Regions from separate parts of the Homo sapiens genome. Here region 2 is linked to region 1. Evidence: chromatin loops called from intact Hi-C (ENCODE). Cell type or tissue: GM12878. All regions are shown on one strand.

Evidence for each region. A loop is a pair of places that touch in the nucleus more often than their neighbours do. Peaks named below come from ENCODE experiments on the same cell type or tissue, not always from the same donor. Only the 100,000 strongest peaks of a DNase experiment are listed, where the experiment ranks them.
Region 2: a loop joins it to region 1, with 2.4 times the contacts of the local background. A loop is called at or near these places in 1 of 110 quality-filtered maps.

What each region holds. Positions count from the first base shown.
Region 1 is chr3:158,134,915-158,139,914 of GRCh38, reverse strand. All of the region lies in intron 3 of RSRC1 (arginine and serine rich coiled-coil 1), which reads right to left. Among named protein-coding and RNA genes, the nearest start is that of RSRC1, 27 kb to the right of the region's middle. In GM12878, no CTCF peak of the experiment used is centred here; no DNase peak of the experiment used is centred here.
Region 2 is chr3:158,203,694-158,208,693 of GRCh38, reverse strand. All of the region lies in intron 4 of RSRC1 (arginine and serine rich coiled-coil 1), which reads right to left. Among named protein-coding and RNA genes, the nearest start is that of RSRC1, 96 kb to the right of the region's middle. In GM12878, no CTCF peak of the experiment used is centred here; a DNase peak (open chromatin) is centred at 2,483.

The sequences.
Region 1 (5,000 bases):
AAGCCTGTAAATCCAAGCACTTTGGGAGGCCAAGGCGGGCAGATTACTTGAGACCAGTTCAAGACCAGCCTGGCCAACATGGGGAAACCATCATCTCTACTAAAAATACAGAAATTAGCTGGGCGTGGTGGCACACGCCTGTCATCTCAGCTACTCGGGAGGCTGAGGAAAGAGAATCACTTGAGCCTGGGAGGCGGAGGTTGCAGTAAGCCGAGATCATGCTACTGCACTCCAGCCTGGGCGAAAGAGCGAGGCTCCATCTCAAAAAAAAAAAAAAAGACTAATGGGATTCAGTAAAAAGCATCATTAGCTATTAATTTCACGTCTCTGTGAATGCAGTTTATTCTAAGTATTAAACACACACAAGAAGTTACTGAAGTTCACCACCATCAGGAACATACAATTTAATATGCAGTTTCGTATGGTACTATCTGCACTTCCTGATGTAGTTGTAGGCTTGCAGCACCCACAAGATAAACATGCTTATTAAAATAAAATTTTTTTTTTTCCAGACTAAGTCTTGCTCTGTTGCCCGGACTGGAGTGCAGTGGCGCGATCTCAGCTCACTGCAACCTCCACCGCCCAGGTTCAAGTGATTCTCCTGCCCTGCCTTAGCCTCCTGAGTAGCTGGGATTACAGGCACCCGTCACCAGGCCCAGCTAATTTTTGTATTTTTAGTAGAGACAGGGTTTCACCATGTTGGCCAGGCTGGTCTCGAACTCCTGACATCAGATGATCCACCTGCCTGAGCCTCCCAAAGTGCTGGGATTACAGGTGTGAGCTACCGTGTCCGGCCAAAATAAAATATTCATTCTCAAAAAATTATAGTAAGTACTAGAAGAAAATGTCATCAAATATTAAGCAGTGTTTTTAGAAAACAGAACAAATATGATGATCTTTTAAGAAACAGATTTATAAATACTCTAGACCCTTCCTCACCAAACAATGAGTGAAACATAGACTAAACAAAATGAAAGTAAAGAGAATAATTAAGGAATTATTTACTTAAAATCAACCCCACCATAAAACACACAACAGTTTACCTACTTTTAAACTACTTAAATATTTTAAGTAATCATTATTAATTTTTTGGCAAGATTCTACAATTCTGCAATTTCACAGGAATGACTTGGGGAAAATAATTTTAACTTAATGAATTATCCTTTTCCTCCTGAATACATCATGGAATATAGGAAACATTATTTTCTATAGTTTGTTATAACACAATGATGGAAAAGAATAAGTAAACAAAGATATAGAGAAAAAATAAAAAGGAAATCTTATGACAATAAGTTCATTTAAAGCAGGGACTGCATTTAAGTGTTTGCCACATTCAAGGAGCCACCCAATAAAACTGCTTAGTAGTTAGTTAAATCTAATAGTAGTGCTTATGTCAAGCCACCTTGGTAAACTCTGGGCTGGGCCCTGCCCAGGAAACAAAGCACACCCCACATAGAATTCTCTCAATCTTTCCGTCACGCTGCATAAATGAGGCACAAGAAATAGCAAGAAATTTGGTACTGCCAAAACAAAATCACCTCAACCAAAAGCACATATGAAAGTCTCCAACTTGATACTGTGCTAAATATTGCATAAAGAAGTGCAGTCACTGTCTGGTTATCTATACCAGTGAAGAGGAGCCATGGAAATTGAACATGGACAGATCATCCACTCAGCTGATTTGAGGTCATAGCCCCTCTCTGCACAACATGGAAACTTAGCTGAAAAACAGAAAAGTAGCTCTAACTTAGCTAAGCAACAAAGGGTACATTCAGTCAATTCAGGAGCCCCCAACTAGAGGTCCCCACAATGTGGTTGCCATCCCAGGTGGAAATCTGGTCCCTAATTGTATCTGGGCAACAAAGGGCTCCAATGTGAGTCAAGATGTGAAACACTAAAATGGCACTGCAGTTAAAAACCTGAGAAAAAACGTCTATGAAAAAATCATCTAGGGCTGGGCACAGTGGCTCAAGCCTGTAATCAGCATTTTGGGAGGCTGAGGCGGGCAGATCACGAGGTCAGATCAGGAGGTCAGGAATTCGAGACCAGTCTGGCCAACATGGCGAAACCCTGTCTCTACTAAAAATACGAAAATTAGCCAGGCATGGTGGTGGGCGCCTGTAATCCCAGCTACTCGGGAGGCTGAGGCAGGAGAATCGCTTCAACCCAGGAGGCGGAGGTCGCAGTGAGCTGAGATGGTGCCACTGCACTCCAGCCTGGGCGACAGGTGCAAGACTCCATCTCAAAAAAAAAAAAAAAGAAAAAGAAAAAGTCACCTATTTTGTCACTAGACAATAGAGTTCTTCTGCCAACTAAGAACTTCAGTATTCTGAATCTACTAATTTTTGGAAATAAGGTCAACTAATTAATTTTTACAATATTCCTTTTAGATCTAAACAATGAATTTTGACTTTAAAGCCTTAAAACTGATTTAAAATACCTAAAAACTGCAAGGGCATCATCTTAAAGCAAAATAGCAAAATAATAGTGTTATTATATATATATATATATTTAATTGGGTCAGTATTATATATCTCCATAAAACCTTTTATTCAATATTAATCACTGAATCTTTTATTCAAAAATTTAGTGATTTCTAAATAATACTTAACAGTTCACTTTTTGCCATATTCAGATTACACATTACATTAAAATCCTAATTAAAGCAACTTGACTGAGAAATAGAAAGTGAGGTGAGGGGAGAATACCCAATTTTTTAAATGAGCTTATTAATTCAATAGGTTTAATAATCAAAAATCCATCTGTTTTGCATGTCAGTGTAAAAGTGCTGCTCATTCCAGTTGAGGAAATAATGAAAATAAATAGTGACCTGAATAAAAATTAACTGCATACATGGTTAGACTCATGGTCTGGGCTTCTTTATTTTGGATAAATTTTATTAAAATGGACTACCTCAGGTAAATGAAAGAACGATAGAAACACACATTTATTTAACAGTGTCCTTACAAGAACAGAGCAGATTTTTAGAACTTGAATTGATAACCTCTTGTACTTATATGTGTGACCCATCTTACACTCAACTTATTATCCTCAAGCAAACGGCTCACTTTCAGACTATCTGTCCAAGAACAATGTTGCCCAGTTTTGCTCGTCCACAATTTTCTCGTTTTCTCTATTGCTCCTGCATGATCTCCACACCCATTGAAAAACTGGAGGGGGAAAGGAAAAAAAAGAAAAAACACTCTGCAAAAAGAAAACCATAAAGTCACCACACACTGAACAGAACCATTTCTGCCACCATTACTTGCTTACCTTATCTTCCCTAGTCTTAGCTCCCTCACCTAAAAGAAATAGTATAAAATAACCTTTTAGCCCTAAAAATTCTGTACCTCTATAAGACCTCACAGCCACCTCTGAAAGCTATTAATCAGATAAACAAAAACTCACATACAAAAAGCATTTTCATTACAAATATACAACAGAATAAGAATTTAGCTCAGTGCAAACTAGAGCTCTGTAGGGGAGCAAGTAGAAGTTTACCAAGCAAGCAATAGCATCAATGTAATTGTTCAGTTCCTTTTAGCGGATTTAATTATAACTATTTTAGAGCATGGTAACATGGCAAAATAATAGGTACATCTAATTAGTTTTTTAAAAAACTTAAAAATGATATTTTAAAATAATTTAAATAATATACATTATGAAACTTATTTTCATGTAATTTCGAATCAAATTAGAACTAGAATGAGCATAATACTTTATACATGAAGATACTGAGACTCAGGCTGATTCAGAGCTCTTTCCATGCTATCTCTTGTCTGTAATGCCACCTTCTATAATTTCAAATTAGTTTCTACATGGTAGAAATGCAAATTAAGTAAGGAGTGATTATGATCAAGCTTACAGCTCAATCTATACGTTGAAAATGAGTAAGACTGCATGCATATCCATGTTTCCTTGACAAAGTGGGCTCTGCTTTACCATGCTTGCTAAAATTCTGCCTAAGGAAATCCCAGCCTAAGGAAATGTCTTTAAGTAAAGACCTAAAAGATTAATTACAGATCATGGGTGGGAGAAAAGTACATTTTGAGCAGAGGCAACCACCACATGTTCAAGGGTCCTTAGACAGGAAAAGAAAACTGTTTAAACACTACAAGTATGACTAGCATTGGAAAGATGTGATTGAAAAGGCAGGAAGGAGTCAGATCACAAAGGGACTTAAAGCCTTGTCAACATTTTGGGTTTTATTCTAAACCACTGAAATAAAGGAGGTCCTATCAGATTTGCATTTTGCATTGCATTTTGGCTACCATGTGAAGAAAAAAATTGGAGGGAAAACTCCAGAAAAAAAAAACATTAAAAATTTACACTATAGGCCGGGCGCAGTGGCTCATGCCTATAATCCCAGCACTTTGGGAGGCCTAGGCGTGTAGATCACTTGAGGTCAGGAGTTTGAGACCAGCCTGGCCAACATGGTAAAACCCTGTCTCTACTAAAAATTCAAAAAAAAAAAAAAAATAGCTGGGTGTGGTGGTGCATGCCTGTAATCCCAGCTACTCGGGAGGCTGAGGCAGGAGAATCACTTGAACCCAGGAGATGAAGGTTGTAGTGAGCCGAGGTTGCGCCACTGCACTCTAGCCTAGGTGACAGAGCGAGATTCTGTCTCAAAAAAAAAAAAAAATTACACTATAATTTGGAAATGACTACTTCTCTTCTGCTAATATCCAAAACACATTCTGAGCCTCACAAAACAACATGTGGCAGTAAACAGCACAGTTAAGAACTTACACTAAGTTCAAATATTATGTTATTAGCTGGTACGGTATTTTGGTTCATCAAATATTGAGATGATAAGCCAAAAATAACAACTTTTATGTAATTAAATTAGTTTTAAGGAATTTAGGGGTATTATGCACATTTACCAGAATCTTTATAAAAAGCTAGAAAAAAATTATCAATAAATTAATCACCACTGATGTAAGTCACCTGGGTAAATATTTCACAGTGCCTCATTTCAAATGTTTTACACACTTAACAAA
Region 2 (5,000 bases), 69 kb before region 1:
TTATAAAAATTGTAATGATCTAGGGCCTGGCACAGTGGCTCACTCCTGTAATCCTAGTGCTTTGGAAGGCCAAAGCCAGAGGATTGCTTGAGACCAGGAGTTTGAGGCCAGCCTGGTCAACATAGTGAGACTTTATCTCAAGAAAAAATAAAGAATAAAAAAATTAGCCAAGTTTCGTGGTGAACACTTGCAGTACTAGCTACTTAAGAGGCTAAGGTGGGAGGATCACTGGAGTCCAGGAGTTCAAGGTTGCAGTGAGCTATGATCACATCCCTGCACTCCAGCCTGAGCAACAAAATGAGACCCTGTCTCTAAAAATTACAAATTAGAAAAAAAGAAATACAGTTGCTCTGACTACGGAGTAGCCATTCTTTACTCCTTTACTTTCTTAATAAATTGCTTTCACTTTTAAAAAATGAAATTTTCTAAAGATAAGAAATATTTATTTTTAAAATTTGGGGGGAAAACAAAAAAGAAAAATCTGTATCAGTGTTTAAAGGAGAAAATATTCTTAGAAACTAAATTTTATAAATATAAAACATTAAAAGTCATTAAACATTCTTGATAAAATTTCAGACAGGACTCGATGTCTTTCTTATATTAATCATTCACACAGTGTTATAAGGAAAGGCATCTTTTAGTCCCTAGAAACTCCTGAGACCTTTCCAGTTTATATTAGGTCTTCCTAAATCTGTAGATAAATAAAATTAGCAGGCCAATTTATGACATTATAAGACGAATTCTACAATTTTAATGTTCTAGGTATTTCCAGAACTATAATTAGCTGTTATTTAAAAAGGGTTTTTCAGAATTATCTGATCTCGCATTTTTTTCTCAAAAGTATAAAAAAGCTCTCCCTCATTATTAAGCTCATTAATTCCTGCTTGAGCATTCCTTTCTTTCCTGTTTTGTTTTTCCCAATTTATAAACAACCTTTACCTTGCTTTACCATTACTGTACTTACTGTCCTTGCTTTTTGTGCTTTATAAATATATACTTTGTGTCCTGTCTGTCTGTCTGTCTCTCTGTCTATCTATCTATCTATCTATCTATCTAAATACTGTTACTTTTGCACATAGGTTGTTTTCCCATGTGAAGAAGCACTTAGGTTACTTAGCACAAGCTAAAACACTTGTCATGCACTGCACAATCACAATGAACTAATACATAAGTCCTAATTTAAATGTTTGTGAATCCTTTTTCCTCTCTCTCTCTCCACAAATTTTTTAAAGCCACCTGGAAAAAAGACAGCTAATGAAACCATCACTAAAATAAACTTAATTAAGGCCTAGGAATTGTCTGTGAAGATAATTAAATATAATTCTAAATAGATGAAATGCTGAGGTGGGAAAGTAAGAACGAAGAGAGAGGGAGAAAAGAAGGGATCAATCTTTTACTAATGAGATTTCTGGGCTGATCAGGGAAAAACAGTGTACAGAAAATTCTTTCAGTTCTATTTTCTAGGAACGTTTAAACAACAGTATATCACTTGATCTCAAACTCTCTTGTTCATCATTAATAATTATGGATTACTAAAGAAATGAGGATAGTGTGTCGTTAAGAGGCAGGTGACAGTCAGTCCATTTGAATTAGAAGCCTAACTCTGCCGTTTATTAGCTCTATGACCACAAGCCTAAGCACCTTCATCTATATTAATAGGATAATAAAAGCACCTATTTCATCAGGTTATTAAATGAGATAATATATGTCAAATGCTTAGCAAAATTCCTGATACTGAAAAAATACATTTAAAATGTTAGATGCTTATCTTTTGTTTTTTTAAACGGAGTCTCACTTTGTCGCCCAGGCTAGAGTGCAATGGCACGATCTCAGCTCACTGCAACCTCCACCTCCTGGGTTCAAGCAATTCTCTTGCCTCAGCCTCCCAAGTAGCTGGGATTACAGGCACGCACCACTATGCCCAGCTAATTTTTGTATTTTTAGTAGAGACAGGGTTTCACCATGTTGGTCAGGCTGGACTCAAACTCCTGACCTCAGGTGATCCACCCGCCTCGGCCTCCCAAAGTGCTGAGATTACAGGCGTGAGCCACCATGCCTGGCCGATGCTTATCTTTTTACGTCCACTGTGAGTAAAGCATTTTGTTCATACCCCATGTAGACCCAATCACATCATTTCTCTACTTGAAACTCTACATTGGCATCCCACTGCCTCCAGAATTAACTGCATACTCAAAGCCCTCTCATAATCATCTCTCATCATTATTTATCTTCTACTCTAAACCAAGCCCCACTAGACTTCAGTCCCTCAAATTGTACCACACACATCCTGATGCCTCCAAGCCTTTCCATATGAAATTCATTTTGCATGATCATTCCTCCCCATCTCTTACTTCAATATGTAAAATCACTTCATCTGAGAGCCCTTCCCTGACACAGAGACTAGTTAAGATCAACCAGCTTGAAGTTTATGGAGGGAAATATCTCTCAACCAGAAGGTGTCAAGACTGAAAATGAAAGCCAACATGCTTAGACTAGCCTGTGAGAAGTATAAAAACAGCCTCAGACTGCTTATCTTTTAACTGCTCATTATTAGCGGTAAGTGCACTCATAGTTTAAGCCAGAAATGACAAATAACAACTCTTGAGCCAAATCCAGCCAGACACCCATTTTTATAAATAGTTTTACTGAAATACGGCCTTCCTGTTAGTTTACTATTACCTATAGTTGTAAAGTTCAGTAGCTGCAACAGAGACCAAATGATCCAGAAAGCCTAAATTATTTACTATCTAGCCCAATCTTCTCCAACTTGCAGCCCGTGGGCCACATGCAGCCCAGGACAGCTTCGAATGTGGCCCAACACAAATTCGTAAACTTTCTTAAAACATTATGAGATTTTTGTGATTTTTTTTTAGCTCATCAGCTATCGTTAGAGTATTTCATATGTGGCCCAAAACAATTCTTCTTCTTCCAGTGTGGCCCAGGGAAGCCAGAAGATTGGATACCCCTAATCTAGCCCTTTACAAAAGTTTGCTGACCCTTGGTTTAATTTAAGCTACTCTTAGTTAGGTTTCGTTACAGCCAAAGCATCCTAACTGGTACAGTGTTTCCACAGCTCTTTTTACTTTTCCTACTGGAAAAATTCATCCGACTTTACTATAATCACTTGCATATCTTCCCTTCTACACATGTTTATATTCCCACCTGTGTGAAAGCTCCAAGCAGTACTGGCACTAACATTTATATCCTTATTACTTAACACAGTACCTGACAAGTAGAAGGCATTTAAATACTGTTGACTGAACAATTAAACAGATGAATGAATGTGCATATTTGATAATCAATATTTAAATATTAAATATTTAACAAAAATTAACATGTACATTAGGTGCTCTGAGTGATACAAAAGATTCTAAGTCCAGAATGGCTTGAAAATCAGGCTTAGGAAATATAAGAATCTGTGTGCACCTCAGCACTAAGCAAGGGAAAGGGCACCCTAACACAACACTATCCTCTACTACGGCCCACTAAAACCATAATGCAGACTACCCACAGTTTTTTGGCATCAGTCCCCAGTGCCCTTTTATTTTGCACCTCTTATTTTGACTTTGTTCATTGCCTTTGTTGAAATTAATGTTAAGAAATAACGACAAATACAACACTATTATCTTGTAAACTTGCCATCCAGAAATTGGTCCACTTGAACACAATCAACTATGAGTGAGAGATGAGTCTAACCTGTAAAGCTGGCTGAGACATTCAAGATTAATGTTACCATATGAGAACCCTTTTTAACACAATCTAACCTTTCTGTTTTATTCACTCTCTCATATTTCTTACCTTTAAAATTCCCCATATAATGTTTTATATAATATAAATTTTATGCAATTACACAAGTATTATTCTAAAAAAGTAAACTTTGGTGAGGTGGAAGGCAAAAATTTAATGACCAGTAAAAATCATAGCTTTCTTCCACAGCCATGTAATTTTTAAAAACAAAACCAAAAGAAGAAAAAATTTTAAAAGGAACCAGAAGCAAGGCAGTTCCTTGATTGACAAGTTTTATTCATTAAGCATATTTTCCAGACTCAGAACTCTACTGTATGTAAATCCTCCCTTCGAATTTATCATCCTACTGACTTTCTCCCGTTACCAAGAGATTTTCCCAATATGCTTTCTGCCTTCATTCCATTTTACCAGTGCTGGCTAACTCAGCCTCCCCACCTTTACAGACAGGTATCTAACTTCTAACTCCTCTCCTGTAACATTTCACAATCCTTAAAACTAGAAGAGGATAGAACTCAGAATTTTACAGGAACATAACTGATTACTGTACATTAATGGTTGTGGGATGATCAGGTGAACAAAAGTCACATAATAATATGTTATCCTCTTCCAAACTCCACCACAAATTTAACATTTAAAGAATACTTAAAAGCCAACAATCTAGGCAGATTTATATAACATCACTATAAATTTGGAAATAAAAAATAAACACACAAACAACTGTGAAAAAGAAAGGAATGAGGAAAGAGTTCTGTATCTTTTAATAAACTTAATAATTCTTTATAGAATCAAGATCTCAGGATACTATATGTGCAATCCTAGTAAACTCTTCAACATGGAAAACTAATACATTAAATATAAACACATTTATATTGAAGTATTACAATAAATATATTCACACAAGACACTGAAAGACTGACAAAAGAGGATAAATTCCAAGATTAGATTCTACTTCCTAGAATAAAAGACCCCAATTACAATTTTGAATAAAACAAACAAGATGCTGTAAATTTACTCTGTTAAAAAAGATTGTTTCATTTTAATGTTTTCTAATTTGACAAACACTTATGAGTGGATTTCAAGTTCTGTCTCTAAATGGACAAAACTAGAATCTCATTGTTTTAATAATATCAATTCTATGAAAAATAAAATCTGGACCTCATAAGCAGATACACTCACTCTTACAAACACACACATACCCTAATATTGCCCAAGCTCCCATTCTATACTAAAAAAGGCTTAAACAATAGTAAATC